2 separate regions of the Homo sapiens genome follow, and region 1 is linked to region 2. The links are chromatin loops, found by intact Hi-C in ENCODE. Cell type or tissue: sigmoid colon. All regions are shown on one strand. Each heading gives the region's core, and the rest is flanking DNA. Links, peaks and the distances in the headings are about the cores only.

The links. Hi-C counts contacts between places; a loop is a spot of excess contacts. Peaks named below come from ENCODE experiments on the same cell type or tissue, not always from the same donor. Only the 100,000 strongest peaks of a DNase experiment are listed, where the experiment ranks them.
Region 1: it touches region 2 in a loop (5-fold over the local background); 56 of 110 quality-filtered maps call a loop at or near these places.

What each region holds. Positions count from the first base shown.
Region 1 is chr7:123,489,821-123,501,073 of GRCh38, reverse strand. It overlaps IQUB (IQ motif and ubiquitin domain containing), which reads left to right. Exons shown (of 13, transcript NM_178827.5): 7 at 4,168-4,378. Among named protein-coding and RNA genes, the nearest start is that of IQUB, 39 kb to the left of the region's middle. In sigmoid colon, for the core only: CTCF peaks have their summits at 6,477 and 6,682 (motif pointing left); no DNase peak of the experiment used is centred there.
Region 2 is chr7:123,859,556-123,870,808 of GRCh38, reverse strand. HYAL4 (hyaluronidase 4) reads right to left here. Exons shown (of 5, transcript NM_012269.3): 3 at 1,582-2,586. The coding sequence starts at 2,535. Among named protein-coding and RNA genes, the nearest start is that of HYAL4, 20 kb to the right of the region's middle. In sigmoid colon, for the core only: a CTCF peak has its summit at 5,092 (motif pointing right); no DNase peak of the experiment used is centred there; H3K27ac peaks cover 1,108 bases.

The sequences.
Region 1 (11,253 bases), core at 2,257-10,256, 370 kb after region 2:
TATGTCATGTGACTATCCCTACTGCAAAAGTGTGTGATAAATGAATTTTTAAAGTAGCATATCATTGCTCCTCAATGAGATTGCAATCTTAGTAAGAGAAAGTAGGGCAAAATGGATATTAAGTAAGGAAATGGAAATTTCTGTCATTTTCCAAACTCCAAAAAATGATATTGAAAGAATAAAAGTATAAATATACAAGGACAAAGAATACATGAGAAGAGTAAATGTGAGTTGTGTTTTTTTTTTGAAGTTTTAAAGCAGATGGAAAAGTGTTAACTTGACTTAGTAGAGCAGAGGAAGTGAAAATCTAAATGCTGCCAACGAGGATGGCATCAAGAACCAAATAGATTTGCCCCATAGAGTCTTGAAAGGTGAATTGGAGGTTCTGTGGGAGGTGGAAGTGAGGTGTGACCTGTTAACAGAGGAATTTGTTAAAAGCCGGTATAGGGAGTACATTTCCGTTTAATAAGTTCTTTTAACCTTGATTCCTTTCTACTTGGGTCATGTTTATTTTATTTTTTTAATAGGTTTTGAGTTCACTGCTTACTATTTTAAATCTTTCTTGTTTCAAGAAAGATGATATTTTGCGTGACTACTGATATTTTTGGACTCATTCTTGCTATTTCATTTTGTTTTATTTACTAATTATTCTTATTTGTTTATGCTTTTTTTAGCCTTTTCTTTTTGTTGGTTTGAATAAATGTTTCTTTTTTTGTTCTTTCATAGTTCAGAAATAAGTATTTTGTTTTTTCTAGTGGTTATGTTACAGAAAAGTGGTCCCGATCCAGACCCCAAGAGAGGGTTCTTGGATCTCCCACAAGAACTAATTCAGGGCAAGTCCATAGAATAAAGTAAAAGCAAGTTTATTAAGAAAGTAAAGGAACAAAAGAATGGCTACTCCACAGACAGAGCAGACCTGAGGGTTGCCTGGTGCTGGTTGCCCATTTTTATGGTTATTTCTTGATGATATGCTAAACAAGGGGTGGATTATTCATGCCTCCCCTTTTTAGACCATATAGGGTAACTTCCTGATATTGCCATGGCATTTGTAAACTGTCTTGGCGCTGGTGGGAGTGTAGCAGTGAGGATGACCAGAGGTCGCTCTTGTCGCCATGTTGGTTTTGGTGGGATTTAGCTGGCTTCTTTACTGCAACCTGTTTTATTAGCAAGGTCTTTATGACTTGTATCTTGTACTGACCTCTTATCTTATCCTGTGGCTTACAATGCCTAGCTGTCTGGGAATGCAGCCCAGTAAGTTTCAGCCGCATTTCACCCAGCTCCTATTCAAGATGGAGTTGCTCTGGTTCACACGCCTCTGACAGTTACTCATACACATTTTTTAACATAACTAATTTTTTTATACCAAGTGCATATCTAATCAGCCTATATATCGTTTCCATGAATAAGTCAAGAACCTTACTAGGCTTTTCTTCATTTTCTGCCCCCTCCTTTCTTTGTTTCCTCTTTCTAGAAGCTGTCAGGATTTTCACTTTATCCTTGGTATTTGGTAATCTTATTGTAATATGCTTGAGACTTGGTGATGTACCCTTTCCGAGAGTCCATGTCTTGCTGTGGGAAATATACCTCTATTATGTTTTTATGAATTTCTGTAATCAACTTTCCTTATTTTATCTGGAACTTATCTCAGAAATATTTTGGGATGAGGCCAGATGCTGAGGCACATGCTTGTAATCCCAGTACTTTGGGAGGCTGAAGTGGGCAGATCACTCGAGGCCAGGAGTTGGAGACCAAGCTCGGCAACTTGGTGAAACCCTGTCTCTACTAAAAATACAAGAATTAGCTAGGCATAGTGGCACGTGCCTGTGGTCCCAACTGCTCAGGAGGGGAAGCATGAGAATCACTTGAACCCAGGAGGCGGAGGCTGCAGTGAGCTGAGATCACACCACTGCACTCTAGCCTGGGTGACAGTGAGACTTCGCCTAAAAAGAAAAAAAGAAAAAAAGGAAACATTTTGGAATGCTGGGATTTATCTTTTGTGTCTCTTATTTTTCATTCATTCATTTAAATTTTTATGAGCCTTTGTCCTGCATGCTAAAAGATTTTCTCACCTAATTTTCTTACCTACTTATTACTTCTTATGTTCTACACATTCTGCAGATCAGCTTACAAGAAACTACTAGTTCTCTGTCAATACCCATTTTTTCCCTTCTCCTATTGTAATAAAGCTTTATCTGAGCATGTGGCTGTTCCACTGATGACCACATTTCATCACTTCCCTTGTGTATCAGTGAGGCCATATAACTAAGATCTGGACAGCGAGATGTGAGGGACAATGTGAGCCACTTACAGTTATCATTCTTAAAATGCTCTTTGTTCCTTTTCCCTCTATTTACTGGTTGGAAGATGGTAAGTGGACCAGCCATCTGGGACATATAAGTAGGAAGCCATTTGTTAAATATGACAGAGCTTTCCTACGAGCCCTAAACTGCTTTGCTAATCCCTGGATTGTCATGTGAAAGGGAAAAAACTTCTGTGTTGTTTAAACAACTGTGTTTTGGTGTTTTAAATAAGTTGAACAAGTTTAATAGCACTCAGGCTAATCCATATTCTATTAATTTTTTAAATTTCAAAAATAAAATTTTTGCCAGTCTTTTTTCTTGGTTCATTATATTATTTTATACTGATAGCCTTTCCTTTCTCTGTGAAAATATTAACTATATCTAGTCTGCTCTTGTATTTTGTTTTGTTTTGATTTACTCTAGTAGTTCTAAAACTTTACTATAAGCATCATCTGGAGGGCTCATGAATATATAGAATGCTGTGCTTACCCAGGAGTTTCTGATCAATAGCTCTGGGGTGGGGCCTGAAAATTTGCATTGCTAATAGTTTTCTAGATGCCGCTGATGTGTTTGAGATTCTTAATGTCCAGTGTGCCAATAGCATATTGGTTCACCCAGTCTGACCCCATGATTTTAGGGGAAATGTAAAGCTTGATTATGGGAGAAACCTAGTTTTCTGGATAGGGGGCTTTTTTTTTTTCATCCTGGGTGTCACCTTCTGGGACACTCACCACTCTTGCCTAGGGACAAATATCTCTGTTGCTCCTTGCCTAATTATTTTAGAGGAACCTATCCCTTTTGCAGTTTTTAAAGTCACCTGGTTAGTGGCCACTCTGCTCAGACCATCCATCAGTTTTGGGCTTAGAGCAGTCCTAGAGCCCCTTGTTTTTTCTGACTTGCTTCTCCAGTGCATGATTAGGTTACAGACTCTTTCTTCAATTAATTCTACTGGCCTCTTTTGTTGAAGGGATTCTTCAAAGTTTCTATTCTTTTGGGGGACCCCTTCAGTTTGATCTAGTATCTTTGTCGATATCTGCTTTACATAGTTTTTCTACAATTATTAGGCATTAGGATGAGAGTAAGGGATGCATCAGCATAAGCTCTATCATCAGTCTTGATCCGGCCTCTTCACATTTTATTTTTATTTATGAGTTTAATAAATAAAATTATAAACTCTCAGAAAAAAATGATAAACTCTCTCAGCTATATCATAAACTTTTTGAGGGTTTAGTACTATGGTGTACTTTCAAACATATTCATGTTTCATACAAGTTAATAAATATTTGTTTGCTTCAGTCTCCATTTTATCTAACCTGCCTTTGGTGGTTTCCACACATACCTACCTGATGTGTATTTAGGAAAACACAGTTTTGTTATAAACATGAGCCTAAGCTAGTGGCATTTAAGATAAGATGGAGATAATTAATATGTATGACAATAATAGTATTTATTGAGGACTCATGATGTACCAGGCTTGGGTTAAGCACTTTATATGTATACTCTTATTATCACTGTTTTACACATGAGGGTACTAAAGCATAGAGATGGCAAGTAACTTATCCAATCAAACAACTAGTGAGTAGCAGAAGGAAGATTCAAACTAAGTTTTACTCCAGAGTCTATTCTGTTAAGGATCGTACAAACATCCTTCTGGGAAGGTATATTTGCGAGATGTCAAAGTCAAATAGCAGTCACATGCATTATACATGTTTTTTATGTTAGTGTTTGTGAAAATATGTATTTGGAGCTAAAACTAGACTCAGTTATTTTGTTGTGGAATTGGAATTGAAATAATCATCATTGCCTTTATTGTCTGATCAAAAAGTTGATGATAGGCACTTTCTATTTCCTTTTAATTTAACTATAGGTGATAGTGATACAGACTTACTACAGGCAATGGCATGCTAAAATCTTCGTAGAGAATTTAAGAAGACAGAAAAGCTTAAGACTGGAATGGGAAACACAGCAAGAACTAAGGAAGATAAGAGAAAAAGAAGAATGGATAAAATTGGACTATCACCGGAGGCATAATCCTAAAACAAATGAAGATTTTGAATTTCTTTATAATGCATTAGAATGTAAGTTGGACACAGGCTTTGCAAAAAATATTTTTAAATTCTTCATTAATAGGAAAAACAGATTTACTGCAGACAAAAGGAAGGTGTTATTATTTTAGGGAGATGTCTTGGAAATTTGCAGTAGAGAATTTTGAAAGATGAATACCACTTTATATTTGGAATAAGAATTAAGGCTGAAATGAAATTAGAAATGCTTTTATATTAACAATTAAAATGTACATACTGCTTTGTGAATTATGCAGTTTTAGTATATTATTTCATTTGATCCTCATTCATGTGAGATAAAGAGAGAAAGTACTGTGTAATCTAGTTTTCTTGTGGTTTGGGAATTTTGAACTCAGAGTTGAGCTGTTCTTTAATCCCTCAATCCAGCATCCTGTCTGATTTTGCTCTTTAGAGAAGGGGCTTGGCAATATTTTTAAAATTCCCCCTTATTAATAATACTATATAAATGTATATTCTCTACACCTTGACTTTTATACCTTATTTCTTCTACAGTGTGTGTGCTAGTCATGGATAAATTAAAAGTTTCAGTTATTTGAACAAGCCAGGCACTCTTTACCCAGGCAGTAGATACACGATTCCCCTTCTTGGAGGTGTTTCTCCATTGCCCACCTTTGGATCTCAGGTTAAATGTCACCTGCTTAAAGGTTTTTGTGAATGACAACATAAGTTGGATATTCTTTTGTCATCTTATGGTCCTCATTGCACCTGAAACTTTTCATTTTTATCACCACAGTTGGTAATACTACATCTTTTTTTCAGTCTCAGTTATTTCTTTAGTAATAATACATCTTTTGTTTAACATTTATTTCTGCCATGAGGGAATAATTCATTTATTTTTTGATGAGCTGCCTTTTACTGTGCTTAGCTCATATGCCCAACAAATGTTCATAAAATGAATGAATGAATGAATGAAAGGAAGAAATCCAGGGTTATACTAATGCAACTGTCTCTAGCTTCTGCTTTGCCAGCAGTACCTGGTAAGGTGGAAATAACTGGAGCAGAAGAGTTACTTAATACACCAGATATCTGAGAGTGGAGAAATTAGACCCTTATGAAGACACAGAAAAATTTAAAACCTAGAAATAGCCTCAATTGGCTTTTGTAGTTGAATGGGATATTTTAGTCCAAGGAAATAAATTTTTGACCTCTCTCTGATTATTTATAACACTAAGCAAATTTTCTTCCATTTGTTTGTTTCATTACATACTATTTTTTTTGTGGATGTTATATGTTCTGTTCCTCAAGTTGCAGTTTCCTTTCTAATTGGCTACATTTTTAAGCATCAGATATTGAGTCTTTTTATAGCTATAAGATAATATGCTATTTACCAAAAATAATATAATTAAACATTAGGGCTAATAAACAATATTAATAAATTCATTTTCCTGGTAACGTAAAAATTGAGTGGCTTTAGGAATATTTATAGCTTATGGTAAATATTTACAACTACTATGGTAGTATTTGAGGTAACTGTTAAGCCTGCTCCCTAGAATTGTGTGTCTGTTTTCCATTTTATCCTAATCATTGTCCTCTGGAAATACTGCTTATTTTACTTTAAACTTCACTTCTACTTCCATTTTTTCTGTCAGATGATAACAAAGATTATTAAGTGTCAGTACTTCAATAGAGAACATCGTTAGCCAGGTATCTATGAAAGGTCTTATTGACAAGTTTAAAACTAACATTCTGTTAGAGCAGAGCTCTGTTAAAATAATATTCTAAATTCTTATGTGACTAAAGGATACCATTGTTATCTTTGTGTGGTTAACAGACAACTGTGCAAAATAATAGAAAATATGTTGAATGAGCTTCTGCCTGTTCTACTTATTAGTGGTGTTAATTAGGACAAGTTTCTCACTTATCCTAAACCTCGATTTCTTCATCTATCAAAAGGAATTAATAATTTTTGGCCTGTCTACTTCAGAGGGCTTAATAGAGTAAAAAGTATAAAATATTACATTTATGAAAGTATTTCAAAAAGTACAAGGACCTATACATATGCGAGCTATTGTTCTATGGCAAATGATTTTATACAGAATTTTCATACTAAAGTAGAACAGATATATTTTATATAAGTCCACATATGATTTATATATGGAGGAAAATGAAATCCATGAAGTTTCTTATATAAAAGAGACATCTTTCGGGTTTTTCTAGTTCTAAAATTCCAAATTAAAAGCCTTGGAATAATAATTTTTAAGTTCTGTTAAAAAATCTGTGGTTTACAAGCTCAATAATTTATATTGCTCTTCTGTAATTTTCTTCATTTCATATTCATAACTCCATTCCTTGGAGCTGCTGCCCTCTTGTGGCTCATAATGATAATTGTATACTTTGAGCTATAATTCATAATATGAAACTTAACTTTTCCTCGAGGTAGTCTGTTCTTCAGTAATAAAAGCAAAATGATATTAATTTAAGAAAATAAACTTAGCTGTATAAGGTAATATGTCAAAGAGGAGGCTATCTCCAGGCAATAATATTTGATTTTCATGTCTTTTTATAGCAGTATGTTGAGGGTGATCTCTTTTATCGTTCTGAATTGTCACTAGGGCCATTACTTGGAAAAAAAGGTGCTAAGTATCCCATATTCTAAATAGAATAATTGGGGTTGTTTTGTCTATTTAAAAATTTTATATAGGCAGAATTATGCAGAATATAATTTTTTGTTTGTTTTTCAAAATTCAATATTATGTCATGAGACCGATCCTTGCTGTTGTGAGTAGTTGCCCTTTGTATGCCATTGCATGGATGTGCCATAACTTATGTATCCATTTTACTGTGGATTTGGTCCTTCCCACCCCTCCTCCCTGCCCCCCCAACTAGTTTTTGGCAAATATGTGTATATGTATATATATTCACCAAAAGATGTTTGTAGTAGTACTACTTGTGTATATGTATATATACACACATGCACACACACACACACACACACACACACACACACACACACACACATACACACACATTTCTCTCAGGGTGTAAACCTAGCAGTGGAATTGCTGGTTCATAGGATATACGTAATTCAGCTTTAGCAAATCCTGCCAGATGGTTTTTTAGAGGTTGTACCATTTTAAACTCCTATGAAAGAGTATCAGAGTTTTAATTGCTGTCATCCACTCCAACATTGGACGCTTCTGTCTTTTTCATTTTAGCCCTTCTGGAGGGTGCTATCACCCTGCCTTATTTTTGACTGAGGCTCCAATAGGTGAGATATCAGGATACCAGAGTCAATGAGAGTCAATCTCTCTCTCCCTCATAAAGAATTTACAAACCAAGTAAAATAGGACCTATTTCTTGGCTCATGGGTCACTTAGCAAGATAAAACATATAAGAAGGGCTAGGAGAGATTTGAAGAGGTTAGTAAGGTAGGTTTTTTTTGGAGAGAGCCATTGCTATGCTTTGGGGTTGGGGTGGGTAGGTTGTGTTATTTTCTGACCAAATGCCTAGTGAAAGGAGCTTCAAGGGAGTATTCCTGGTGAGCTTGGAAATGTTCCCTGTGTTTGGGGGACAACGAGGATTGTTGCCTGAACCTTGACCAGGATGGTAGACTGGGGTCTGAGTCCAAACAAAGAAACCTAGAGAACTAGAGGAGGGCTTTCAGACTTCTTTGATATTGGAGAGTGCTGCCGCATTATTTATAGCACTCCCAGGATTTTTAAAACAGAGATGTATCTTTGTTTTCTATCAAAAGGGGACTATACAGTAGAGAATACAAGAGAGATTGAGCCTGCAACAGGGCAATTTGAGGTGCTCTTGGTCCTGTTTAATAGGACCAGCTATAGAAGTGAAGGGATCTTGTCAGAAAGAAGCTTGAAGTGAACAGCTAGATTATCCCTAAGTGGCTACCTAGAGTGCAGATACATCTGTCTTGGGCCAGGGGAGTTGCGGTTCAGCTCAAGATCCTCAGGATGGTGAGTTTGAATCATCTGAGAGGCCTGGAGAGTGGGGTGAGTAAGAACTACCCCTTCTCATTCACTCATCTCCCAAAGGAGTACAGAAGAGAAACAGCAGCTAGTGGTGAGGAAAGGAACTGAGAGGTGAGGGTGTGTTCAGAGGATCTACCCTTTCCCCGCTCAGGCAGGTTTCCATTCTTTCAGTCTTTGGCATGTCTTTTCATTCTCTTAACAGTGTCTTTCTTAGAGCAAAAGTTTTTAATTTCAATAAGTCCTATTAGTTTCTTCTCGTGTGAATCATGCTTTTGGTGTTATACCTAAAAACTCATCACCAAACTTAAGGTCACACAGCTTTTCTCCTATGTGCTCTGGAAGTTTTATAGTGTTATATTTTGAATTTAGGTATAACATCCAGTTTGAAATAAATTTTGTATGAGATGTGAGATATGTGTTGAGATGAATGTTTAAACTTTTTGCTTTTGAACATCCAGTCGTTCCTTTAGCATTTGTTGAAAACACTGTCATTTCTCCATTGCATTGCCTTTGTATCTTTGTTAAGTTCGTAGTCCATTCAGGCTACTATAACAAAATGCCATATATATAAATAACAGAAATTTATTTTTTAGAGTTCTCAAGTCTGGGAACTCCAAGGGCACCAGCAGACTCAGTGTCTGGGGATGGTTTGTTTCCTGGTTCATAGATGGTGCCTTCTCACTGTGATCTCACATAGCAGAAAGGATGAAGAGCTTTCTTGGGTCTATTTAATAAGGGCAATAATCCCATTCATGAGGGTTCCACCCTCATTACCTAATCACATCCCCAAAGGCCCTGTTAATGCCTTGTCTTTATGTATTGTCAGACTTGATTTGCCAAAATTTTGTTTTGGAATTTTTGCATCTACATTCCTAAGGGATATTGATCTGTGACTTTTTTTTCCTTGTTATGTTACTGTCTGGTTTTAGTATTTGGATAATGCTAATCTCCTCTGTGCTCTTCAATTTTCTAAAACAGTTCGTGTAGAATTAGTAGGATCTCTTCATAAAATGTTAGGAATTCAACAGTGACACCAACTAGGTCTGGAATTTTCTTTGTGGGAAGGTTTAAACTATAAATTCAATTCTTTAATAAATATAGGGGTATTCATGTGACTTATTTATCATTGAGTAAGCTTTGATAGTTATTGTCTTTAAAGGAATTGGTAATTTTTTTCTGAGTTGTTGGATTTATTGGCATAAAGATGTTAATAATGTTCCATGTTATCCTTTTAATACCTATAGGATCTATAGTGATGTTACCTCAATTACTGATACTGGTAATTTTGTGTTTCCTTCTTTTTTTCCTGATCAGTCTGCCTAGGGATTTATCAGTTTTATTACTCTTCCCCTGATTTTTCCCAGTTCTTTTTCTCTGTTCCATTTTGTTAATTTCTATTGTTATTTATTTCCTTCATTATGCTTACCTTTGGTTCAGTTTACTCCTCTTCTAGTCCTGTGGTGGAAGCTGAGGTCATTTGATTTGAGACCTTTCTTCTTTCCTAATTATAGGTGTTTGGTGCTGTAAATTTTCCCTTAAGTACTGCTTCAGCTGCATCCTCACATTTTGATATGTTGAGTTGAAATTTTCTTTCAGTTCAAAATACTTTCTAATTATCCTTTTGATTATTTCTTGACCCATGGGATACTTAGAAGTAGGTTATTTAATTGCTAAATAGTTGGGGATTTTTCAGATATCTTTCTGTTATTGATTTCTAATTTTATTGTAATGAGAGAATGTAATTTTGTATAATTTGAGGTTTGAGGTTTGAGGTTTGTTTGTTTTTTTTTTTTTCCAAGATGGTGTTTTGCTCTTGTTGCCCAGGCTGGAGTGCAATGGCATGATCTTGGCTCACCACAACCTCTGACTCCCGGGTTCAAGCGATTCTCCTGCCTCAGCCTCCTGAGTAGCTGGGATTACAGGCACTTGCCACCACACCCGGCTAATTTTGTATTTTTAGTAGAGATGGGGTTTCTCCATGTTGGTCAGGCTGCTCATGAACTCCTGACCTCAGGTGATCTGCCCACCTCTGCCTTCCAAAGTGCTGAGATTACAGGCGTGAGCCAATGCACCCGGCCAATTTGAGTTCTTTTAAATTTATTGATACTTATTTTAACAACTAGAATACAAATTACATTGGAGAATATTCTGTGTGCATGTAGGAAGAATTTGCATTCTATTATGGTTGGGTGTAGTGATCAATAAATGGCCATTAGATCAAGTTAATTGATAATGTTGTTTAAATTTTCTTTATTTTTACAAATTTCCCATTTATTTGTATATCAGTTATTGTGAGGGGGTATTGAAATCTCAGACTGTAATTGTGAATTTTCCTATTTGTCTTTTCAATTTTATCAGATTTTGCTTCATGTATTGTGAAACTTTCTTATTAGATGTAAAAACATTTAGCATTACTATGTCTTGTTGATGAATTGAGTCCTTTATTTAAATGACCTTCCTTATTCCTTATGATATTTTTTGCTGTTAAATCTACTTTGCCTGATATTGATATGTCCTTTCCATTTTCCTTTTGATCACTGTTAGTTTAGTATATCTTTTTATATTTTGTAATTTTTAACTTCTTTGTGTCTTTATATTCAAAATGTGTTTTTTGTAGGCAACATATAACTGGATCTTATTTTAAAAATCCAATTAGATGATCTCTTCCTTTTAATTTGGATGTTTAGACTATTTACATTTAATGTGATTATTAATATGGTTGGATATAAATTTGTCATCTTTCACTGTTTGTTTTATATTTGCTCCTCTTATTATTTTTAAAGATTTATTTCTTTTTTATACTTATCTGTTTACTATTATGAATTTAAATTTCCCTTCATTTATTTTCATCCTCCTTGGAATTTTGTTGCATTATGTGCTTGAGAATATGTGATTTTTATAAATTCTGGATAATTCTTAGCCACTATCTCTGATATTAAC
Region 2 (11,253 bases), core at 1,463-9,462:
GATTATTTTATAAAGATTTACGTAACTTTCTTTCTTTTTTTTTTTTTTTGAGATGGAGTTTCGCTCTGTCGCCCAGGCTGGAGTGCAGTGGCACAATCTCGGCTCACTGCAACCTCTGCCTCCCGAGTTCAAGCAATTCTCTTCTCAGACTCCTGAGTAGCTGGGATTACAGGTACCCACCACCACACCTAGCTAATTTTTGTATTTTTAGTAGAGATGAGGTTTCACTATCTTGGTCAGGCTGGTCTTAAACTCCTGACCTTGTGATCCACCTGCCTCAACCTCCCAAAGAGCTGGGATTACAGGTGTGAGCCACTGCACCCGGCCTAGATAACTTTTTAAAACCTTTCAGACGGTACTGACTTCCTATTATTCTTCATTCAATTATTTTTCACTGATTTTTCTGGGTGGTATGAATAGAAGTTCACAACAGAGACTTTTTTTCCTTCCTCCTTCACCTCATGAGTGATGTTGGAGGTATGGTATTTACCATATTTCATACACATGCATCATTTCTCCCTCTGATGAATACATTCCATTTATGTTCCAAAGATACCTGGTCACTGTAGAGCCCTCACCTGGGTGTTTTCTATGCCTCCTCCTTAGGATGCCTAGAACTCAGAACGTCTTTAACAGATATTGGTGAGTTGAAATTTGTAATGGTGGAGAAAGGAAAAATGCCTCTGTTAAAATATATTAAACCACTGGTATCCAGCAATACCTTAAAACATCACTGCATCACACATGTGAAGCCCTCCACAAGTCCTGAGTCTTCTCAATGTAGAAAGGTTACACAAAATTATCCAAATCCAAAGATTAGGCTGGGCACGGTGGCTCATGCCTGTAATCTCAGCACTTTGGGAGGCCGAGGAGGGTGGATCACCTGAGGTCAGGAGTTCAAGGCCAGCCTGTCCAACATGGTGAAACCCCGTCTTTACTAAAAGTACAAAAATTAGCTGGGTGGGGGGGGGTGAGCACCTGTAAACCCAGCTACTTGGGAGGCTGAGGCAGGAGAATCGCTTGAACCCAGGAGGTGGGGGGTGCAGTGAGCCGAGATTGCATCATTACACTCCAGCCTAGGTGACAAGAACAAAAAACTCCATCTTGAAGAAAAAAAAAAAACAAAACAAAGATTAAAATACCCACTACTTTCCCTAGAATTTTTTTGTTTAAGTGGCTAGACAATTCTGCTTCCACATGTATGAGCAAACACTCCATTTCAAAACATCCTTTTTGATTGTCTAACCTGCTCACTGCCGATCATTTCAATAACCTTCCAAAATGCCCGATTGTAAGTGAGTACAGTTAAAGTTGGTGTGCAGGAAATGTAGTCGTTGCTGGTATCTACTTTAACCCTTTCTCACCTTACTTTGTTCCTTAAGAGAATAATAATGAGTAAGATAATCAAAATTCAGTTTCCATAAATGAAGAGTCTAAATGCATGACTAGTCAAGGAAGAATTATGCTCCCATATAACAAACCATTAATTGAAATCAATTCTTCAAAGAACATAATTAACAAAGAAATGTCCTTTTAGAGATAAGGAGGAAATCCCCCACCATTGGACAAGAAGCTTCTTACCTTAGAAAGGAAAAATAAAGGTTCATCTCTGTACCCTAGCCTTGTGTAGACAAATACAGGCAGAGCATAATCATGAGATGTCATGGTGGAGATCCTCATGGATTCATGCACCCGAAATTTGGAGAAGCGCAAAATGTTTTCACTGTCTCCAAGGGATTTCCAGACACCGATAGAAGGATATAAAGCAGCACTGCTGTTCCAGAGCCAAGAGAGCTCATTGTTCCTCAAGACTTCGTCTTCTGGGCATGACCCAGAGTAGTTTGGGGCATAAACGTTATAATTGTGGCAATCAGGATATAAATAATAACCCCAAAGGCCTTTGGGTCGGCTCTTAATTCCCAATTTGATGGTTTCCTTCATGAAAGCTTTTGCACTTTCTTCAAAGGTCACTTTGGCTAAATATTCAATATCGGTAGCTGATACATTCTTTCCCATATCGGAAATAAGCTTTCTTGACTTCTGTCTGTAAACATCTTTTGAGTTCCAGTTCCGGGCCCACTGTGGTCGCCAATATTCCCAATCTATAACAGCAAGTCCACTGAAATCTTCAGCAGGGATGTAATAATTAATATCTTGGTCAGCTTTTTCCAGATGTACTTGTAAACTTATGTTCTGTGGGAGACCTCCATTAATGGGGACCCCTTGTGATGTATACCACGGATAGTATCCCAATCTGTTGACATAAAATATAGTGACATTTTGCCCCCTGGCCTTGGCCAGTGGGCTTCCAATCACAGGAAACATTTTCAAATTTAGTCTTAAATTATATTTTATCAAACACTGATCTGTTGGAGCATTCCAAGCAGCTATAAAAGGTTTCCTTTGATAAATTGGAAGTCGAGCAGGTTTTAGACAAGAGATAGACTTTAGAATAAAAAATATAAGGAGCCATGAAGTGAGATGTACTGGTTGAACAACACAAAGCTTTAACTGTCCTTCAGATAATACTTTCATGGTAAGATAAAAATGTTACGTTATCTTCTGCTTTAGTGCACTCTAGAAGACCTGTGGAGAGATTTAATTTTCTGTTAGTCATAGTTTTGAGGAAAAAGACTCAAATAATAAATAGATATTATTATTATATATGACTATTTGTAAAGTGTATCACTTAAAGGTCTCAAAGAGGCCTATAAATAAATTGAGATATAGAAGCATATGTAGAGACCTAGCTTCTATTCAGGGGCAGGAAATGCAATTCAACAAACATTCATGGAGCACCAGACCCCATGTCCAGAAAACAAAATGAATAAGATGTAGTCCTTGCCTTTAAGGAGTTCATGATCAGATAAAGATGTGAAATAATATTTACCATCATTTTGCAAAACTCATCAAATCCCAGGCATTGTGCTTAACTGCTTTGTAAATATTTTTTTTAAACTTGTAATAACTACATAAGGCTTATAATTACATTTCCATTTTACAAATGGGGAAACTGAGGCTTAGAGAGATGAAAAGGCTTGCCTGATGTCACTTTATATGGAAGGCAAGGTGATGTAAAATTTAAATAATAAAAATGCATAACAAGTACTACATGATAATTTATTGGAGCAATTACTTCTTGGAGTAAGCAGTAGGTAGGAATGGAAAGGAAAGTGATTTGAGTGGCAAGAAATTAAAACCAGCCCAACTATCCCAAAGAATAGATGTTTTGGGTTTCTTCTGAATAAACTTAGAAATTGACCCTCCCAGGGTAAAACTTAAGAAAGTTATATTTGTCTTATCTGGGTTCCTTTCTCGGTAAACCAACCATCAAGCCTCCCAGAATGTTTCAAGGAACTGAAACTTACCAGATTATCACATCTAAACAATGAGACACCAGATGCCTCACTCATCATGATTGCCTAACTGACCACTTGCCTGTTGACCAAGTCCTCTTTCTTACCCTTCCTTAATTCCTGTTTTCCCACACATAGTTACTTTTCTTCCCTACTTTATAGACCCCAAATTTTAGTTGCTTGGGGAGATGGATTCCAGACTGATCCTTTATTCTCCTTGGCTGCAGCACCCAAATAAGGCCTTCTTCCCCAGCAATACTCCTTGACTCAGTGATTGGCTTTCTCTGCAGCAAGCAACAGGACCTAGACCAAACCCCTGGTGTAACAGAATGTCTCAGGGAAGACACTGGAGTTAAAAGAGAAGATAGAGCCAGGCAGGGTGGCTCACGCCTATAATCCCAGCACTTTGGTGAGGCCGAGATGGTCACAAGGTCAAGAGATCAAGACCATCCTGGCCAACATGGGGAAACCCCATCTCTACCAAAAATACAAAAATTAGCTTGGCGTGGTGGCACATGCCTGTAGTCCCAGCTACTGAGGAGGCTGAGGCAGGAGAATCGCTTCAACCTGGGAGGTGGCGGTTGCAGTGAACCAAGATCACACCACTGCCCTCCAGCCTGGCAACAGAGCGAGACTCAGTCTCAAAAAAAAAAAAAAAAAAAAGAGAGAGAAAGAGAAGATAGGTAGGTGTTTGGATAGTAGAAGAGGGAAGACGATAGTGGCTACTTTGTCAAGTTATTTTTTAGTCATCTCTTTGTAAAACTACTATGAAATTATTTTTGTAAAAGCTCATCAAAGGGTTTGATGGCATAAAACGTTTGCAGTCTTGTGTGTCATTAAGATGAAAATGCATTGTGGTTATGCCTGATGCCTAGTGAGATTAAGGTGTCCAGTAGACATTTGTCCTTTGGCTGTGTGCTCCGGATACAGACCCCTTTCCTCAGTAGTCAATTCTGCACCATAAGTATCTTGGAAGGCAAAGCCCATATTTCATTAAATAAGCCAAAATGTCCCAGCCTTCCTTGCAGGTTTGGTATTGGTCTATGACTGTCGTCAGTCCAATTAGATGCATCCTAATCTAGGCTTTGAATTTGGATATTGAGATTCAAGGAGGCTGAGGTGACATTGCCAGTGGTGACGTAAATTCCAGTGTCAAGGAGCAGCAAGCTGGGGCATCCAGATTCTGAACCTGATGCCCATAATGTTACTGTTAAGTGGAGATATTGTCCTCAAGGGACACCGCCTTTCTGCTCAAGTAAGCAAGGTTTGTTTTGGTTGCTTACAACCAGGAACTCTGATTTATAGAGAAGTGATATGGTTTGGCTGTGTCTCCAGCCAAATCTCATCTTGAATTGTAGCTCCCCTATTCTCCCTGTCATAGGAGGGACGTGGTGGCAGGTAATTGTATCACAAGGGCGAGATTTCCCATGCTGTTCTTGTGATAATGAATAAGTCTCATGCCATCTGATGGTTTTATAAAGGGTGGTTCCCCTGAGCATGCTCTCTTGCCAGCCACCATGTAAGATGTGATTTTGCTCCTCCTTCACCTTCTGCCATGATTGTGAGGGGTCCCCAACCATGTGGATCTGTGAGTCCATTAACTCTCTTTTTCTTTATAAATTACCCAGTCTCAGGAATGTTTTCATTAGCAGTGTGAGAATGGACCAATACAAGGTGCTTTTGTGGCTTGTAGTAAAGCCTGTGCTACATGTTGTGTGTAATTATCACGTCTAACCACCAGGTGTCACCAGCCAAACCTCATGGTATTTCTCAGGCCTTGGACACTGCTGTAAAAAAATTTTAAGTAATTCACAAAACTTCCTCCAAAGACATTTAAGAAGGCCTAAGTAAATGGATAAACACAAAACACCAGTATTTAGGAGCTATAGAGGTAGATATTTTCATTTATTGAATATACTCCTCCATGCACAAAGCTGAATAAGATTACCCCACTTAGTAGCATGAAATATATCATACTGTAGCTCTAAATTATGATTTGAAGAGAATAGTATTTTCAAGGGAATCTAATTTTATGAGTAAGAAAAATTGTGGTACTCAAAACTTCCCCTTCTCTTTGATTTTTTATTATATTTTGCCTCCAGGTAAGAAAAATAGATTTACATATGCATTCATTAATAGAAGGGGGAAGAAGCTTTTCTTTAAATTTAAAATTGAGTTACATTAGAAAAGACTATATTTGTGTACCAAAAAAAGAAAAATCTACCCTGCCAGATACTTCCTGCTTTGGTCTCATTCAAAACATAGTTTTCCACTGACTATTGTTTCCCCTTTGGTCGGCTCCCTCATCACCACCATAGAACATCCTGGTTCATTTATTACAAAGTTACCAAGTGATTCTCTTCTCCTATCTTGGAATGTTATTATTGTTCTCAGTGTCTCAGGGAAGACACTGTAGTTGAAAGAGAACTGGTGAACTGTTTGTTCTGGTGAACTGGAGGTGCACCTTACATGGCAGATGGTAGACATAGCTCCTGATAAAATGTGTGGGTGCACGACCAAAAAAGACAAAATAAATAAGTAAAATCCTGTGCCCGTGTCTTCTGCTTGCTGTATGTCAGGTTTCTGCTTCCTATACAGCCAGGTCAGGGCACTGGTGTGCCCTCCTAGTTAAATATGGCTTGTTGGGAGGAGATCCCCTCACGTGACCCCTCTCAGACACTGTTTTCCCTTCCCTGTCCCACCATGCAATCTCTGTTTCTCTTGTCCTTCCTTCACCAAGGAACCTCCCCAAGCCTGCCCTTCCAAAAGTGCCCTTTGCTTCAGAGCTTCCCTAGACCTCTTTCCCTCACCCCACCTATGCCATTAAAATCCCCACCGCTGAGCTCTGCCTTATCTTGACTAGTTCTTGTAGCATAGCAACCTGTGCAATTATCCACAGTTAACCATATCACCAGCAATAGCAACCTTCCTTTTCTTTCTCCCTTCCCCCTTCCATAATCCGCCTAGGCAAATGTGCTCCTGTAAACAAACCTCTAAATGACAATGTTTAGAAAGAGTTAGCAAGATATTGGAGGTAGAAGTGAATGAGGAATTTAACCTGGACTTGTCCCTTAAATTTTAATGCCCAGGTTTCTCTCCTTAGAAGTAAGGTCTGTTCTGGGAATATATAGGAAGGACTAGTTCCTTTCCTTCAACAAGGAAACTTCTGTGAAGACATTTTAAAGGCCCCTGAACAAATGATTTTCAATGAAATGACATACTCATTAAAGCCATAGGTAAAGGGAAGTAGCTTTCTCCTGACCCCTCCTCTAGTAGAAGGAAGTGAGGAAGGTTTAGCTGCTACTATGTTGACCTTGGTTTCATAGTTCTAATCTTCTTACCCTGACCAGAGACAAATGTGGCAAAAGCAGCAAACAGACAGGGCCTATTTCAGGTCGGCTCAAGCACCTCACCTCATCACTGCCCCTTCCTCCTGACAGTGAAGGAGACAGTGAAGAAGGTGGCAGGAGGGATGTTCTTTTGAGGGAGACAGGACCACCATGTACAGCTACAAGAGTCTGCAAAAAAGCCTCTATCTCCTATCCCCTACTTATTCCTATCTCCCTTCTCACTCCTTCCCCAAAGAAGCTTACTTGCTTGTGATAAATTAAAAGAAAAAAAAGAGCAACCCTTGGCATTCAGAAACTGTGAGTACTACACTCACAGCTAGGCTGCATAATGCTTCTCTTAAACAATGTCACAGAATACCAGTCTGGACAAGTTTACTCTCAGACCATAATAAAATGAGACAAAGCCAGGCCACTTTTAAATATTGTCTAAGATCAGAAAAGAAGGTCACTGTGCAACCCACAAAATACCAAACATCCCTCTCTCTTGCTGAATGAATGACTGCTATTCTTTACCCAATCACAGGAACGCCTCTGCTTTCTGACAACATCTAATCTAGAGAAAATCCCTGCCTTCTTAGACTCTTCACCAAGTCACTCAGCCAAAACCTAAATCATATGATAGTTTCCTCCTAATACCCTCTTACTGAGACACCCCATGGCTTCCCATGGTGTGCACCCTCCCTTCCCACAATAACTGATAAAGTAAACTAATTTAACTGCAGGTGTGCTCCTGGTGGTCTTTGGAACACTGACATTGTATGATGAAGGCAGAGGCACTTAGTGTTCATTCTTATAAGAATTCAGAAAATGTTTATTGAGCATCTTCTATGTACCAGGCTCCCTTCTAAGTATTAACAATACAATAGTGAGCAAAACAAACAAGAGCCTCTGCCCTCACTGAGTTTAAATTCTTGTAGGGGAGGGAGATAATAAATAAGAACAGTAAATAAATATTCAGTATGTTGCAAATTATGATAACAAAGAAAAATAAATAAGGCAGGATTTGTTCCTAGATGGTAACAAGCCTCACTGATCCCAAGGATAAGAGGAGTCAGCCTGGAGGATGTCTGGGGAAGTATGAGGGAAAGCAGGTGCAAAGGCCCTGTGGCAGAGCATGTCTGCTGTCTCTAAAGACCTTTGAAGAGGTCAGTGACTAGGTAAAAGGAGCCAGAGAAGAAAGAGTGAGGGTCTTGTTGGGGCTTATAGGTACTCAGGCTTTCACTGTAAATGAGATGGGAAAGATGTGGTGGGCTTTGAAAGAAGAATGACATTGTCTGCCATGGGCTTAACTGGATTCCTCTGGCTGCTGTGTTGAGGCAAGCCTTTAAGGGAAAAGACACAAGAGAGAAGCAGGAAGACTATAAAAAGCTCTTGCAATAATCTAAGACAGAAATGAGAGCAGTTCAAACCAGTTATTTATGAGACCATAATATTTTAAATAATCACCACAAAGGAAAAGGATATTATAAATCAATAAATTAATTGCACTAATTTGTTTTCATTTTGATTGCAACTCTAAGTGCCTGTTCTCAAACACCCAGTGCGATGTTTTTTAACTTTACACAGCATGGTGATCCACACTGATCTTTACGATTAGAGTGAATGCTCTGGAAAAGTTTTTCAAAGCATATACTCCCTTCTTAATATTCAGGTATTAGTGAAACGAGTTGATTTTCCAAATCTACATGTCTTCTATTTCTTTTTTCATGATATTGGGGTTCTGTTTTAAAAACCTTTAAGATGCCAAGTGTCTGCTCCTAAAACCGTGAGAGTTTGAAGAGATATCCTGAAGGTCATGGTCCCTAAGGAATTTAATAAATGCACTGTTTTATTTCCAAGCCCTTAAGGAAAGTACTGACCAAAGTGATATTTTGTTGCCAATGATGAAAAATATATATACTCATATATATTTATCAGACTGAGAGACAGAGCAGAACCATCAAGTTCAAAGCTATGTGCTCAATTTCGCAGAACTAATTGCCAACCTATTTTCTAATAAAAGCTTATTAGAGCAACAGCCAATAATAGGCATCTATTTTTTTCTCTGATGAACTTTTTCTCTTTTGAAACATCAATGCTCTGCAAGCTGGCTCTTTAGTATTCCAGCAGAAAAAGCAAAATATTTTAATGTTAGAGGTTTCTCAATTAAGTATTTTTCATACATTTTTCTTAAAAACTTGTTGCCTATGGGTTTATAATATAATCTACTCTATAACAGTATTTCATTAAGGCCCATAATTCATCATTAGATACTGAATTTTATGATAACTATTTTATGTTATTATCAAAGAACACAGTGTCCCTCCATCTGAACTAATTTTAGAACTCCTATACTATCTTGATTGTATAAAATTGTTTCCTTTCCAGTCTTCTTAAATATAGGCTTAAGTTTTGTAAATATGTGAAAATGACTATTTCAGTGTCACTTTTGCTAATGGTAAATTCACTATATTATTCAGTCTGAAAGGCCTCGTTTTTAATGAAGCAAGCAAATTTTGCAGTTTTAAGAAATACAATCTGAAAGAGGTTTAAATTATCTCTGTATTAAAGTATACACTTGGTCTTTGTCTAAGTATTACTCCTCTTTTAGGACTTGAAATTTCTTACAGCCAAGATCAACAGATTTCTTGGAAAAGCACACTAAGTCTTAGGATCACATTTTTAATAGAATGTTCCCTCTGTCAACCTGTTTTTAACTAAGTTCCTTAAGATAACATTAAGTTGATTTATGTCTTCAGGTTTTTAATTAAAGTTGTTGAACTAAAAAGCCATCCAGTGGTCTGCGAAATGTTATTTAAGTCTTTCCAATGTCCATAGTCAAGATTACAACTTAAAATACTTCCCTCCCCATAAAAATGACCCAAGCCATTGATTAGGAGTGTTGGGATACTAGTTGGGGTTATCAGACAGAAACTAGAGATGGGGAGCTGAGTCCCCAACCTCAGGCCTGAGGACCAGAACAATATTTAAGCAGGAGAGAGTTGGATCCCAGTTCCCTAGATCCTAGCTCTCAATGTTAAGAGTACAAGAGTGGAGAGGAAAGGCAAACATTTGAGAGGTCAAAAGCTGTAGCCAGATCACATTGTCTTGTCTCTGGTAAACATGGCTTAATTTCAAATTTTGCCTCAGTCCTGAATGGAGTGGCTTAAAAACTAGGGTTCCCCTGGCTTTACAAATGGCAACCTATCATCTATCTCTCTGTACAAGCATATATATTTTAGCAGGATAAGAAATTTGAGCAAGGTGAAATGTGCAGGGGTTGACTCCAACCTGAATGAAGAAAGAGTACATTCCTAGTGGAAACAGAAGACTGGAAATTTCTATCTGAATTATCAATGAATAAAACCTTTCACCAAGAAATTCTGCTTCTATGTAATTCATTGTAGCACTTCTTATAATTAGGAAGACAAAATTAATGTCTTCCTAATTCTTATAATTAGGACAACAAAATAAATGTCTACTATAAGGCAAAGGCCACATAAGACATGGCCTCGTATACAGTGGAATGCTATGCACCTATAACAAAGAATGAGGTTTCTTCTACATATTGATAAGGACATTGACCAGATATTAAAATAGTCTTTAAAATATGTATTTGTTTTACATGTGTGTCTGTACACAAGCTACAAATTTTAATAAAGTGTGTATAGATTGTTGCCATTTTTCAAAGAAAGGAATATATGCATACATATATATACACACACACATACACATACACACACAAATTACATATGTACACAGTATAATAATTTGTGTACTGAGGAATATCTCTGGAGCTATATTAGTCTGTTCTCACACTGCTATAAGGAAATACCTGAGACTGGGTAATTTATAAAGGAAAGAGGTTTAATTTACTCACAGTTCCCTATGGCAGGGGAAGCCTCAGGAAACTTACAATCATGGCAGAAGGCAAAGGGAAATTAAGTGCCTTCTTCACAAGGTGGCAGGAAAGAGAAGTGTTATGAAGGAGGAACTTCCAAACACTTATAAAACCATCAGATCTTGTGAGAACTCATGCATTATCAGGAGAACAGCATGGGGGAAACTGCTTGCATAATCTGATCACTTCCCTCCCTCCACACATGGGGATTACAGGTCCCTCCCACAACATATGGGATGATAATTTGAGATGAGATTTGGGTGGGGATACAGAGCCAAACCATATCAGGAGGGATACTCAAAAAAGGTTATATTGCTTGCTTCCAGGGAAGAGAACAGGGTGGCTAAGTGAGAGAAGTGAGCATGGGTGAGATTTATTTGAGAAGGAAGTTCTGTTGGAATTTTGTAATATGTTGCTGTAACAGCTAACTCAAAACCATCAATCTGATTTTAAAAACTCAAAGTTCTTTGGATATATAAGAGAAGATGCAAATCGATTCTGACTACAGTATAAGGAATCAAGTTTTCCTAAAGAAAGTTACATCTCACTTGCATTTTGTTATGAAGATCATTTTTATAATTTTATTTGAGAAATTGTATGCTCATCTGCAATCTGACAAGAACATCCCTTTTCAGGAAATAAGAATGATTTTTTTTAATGGAAATGA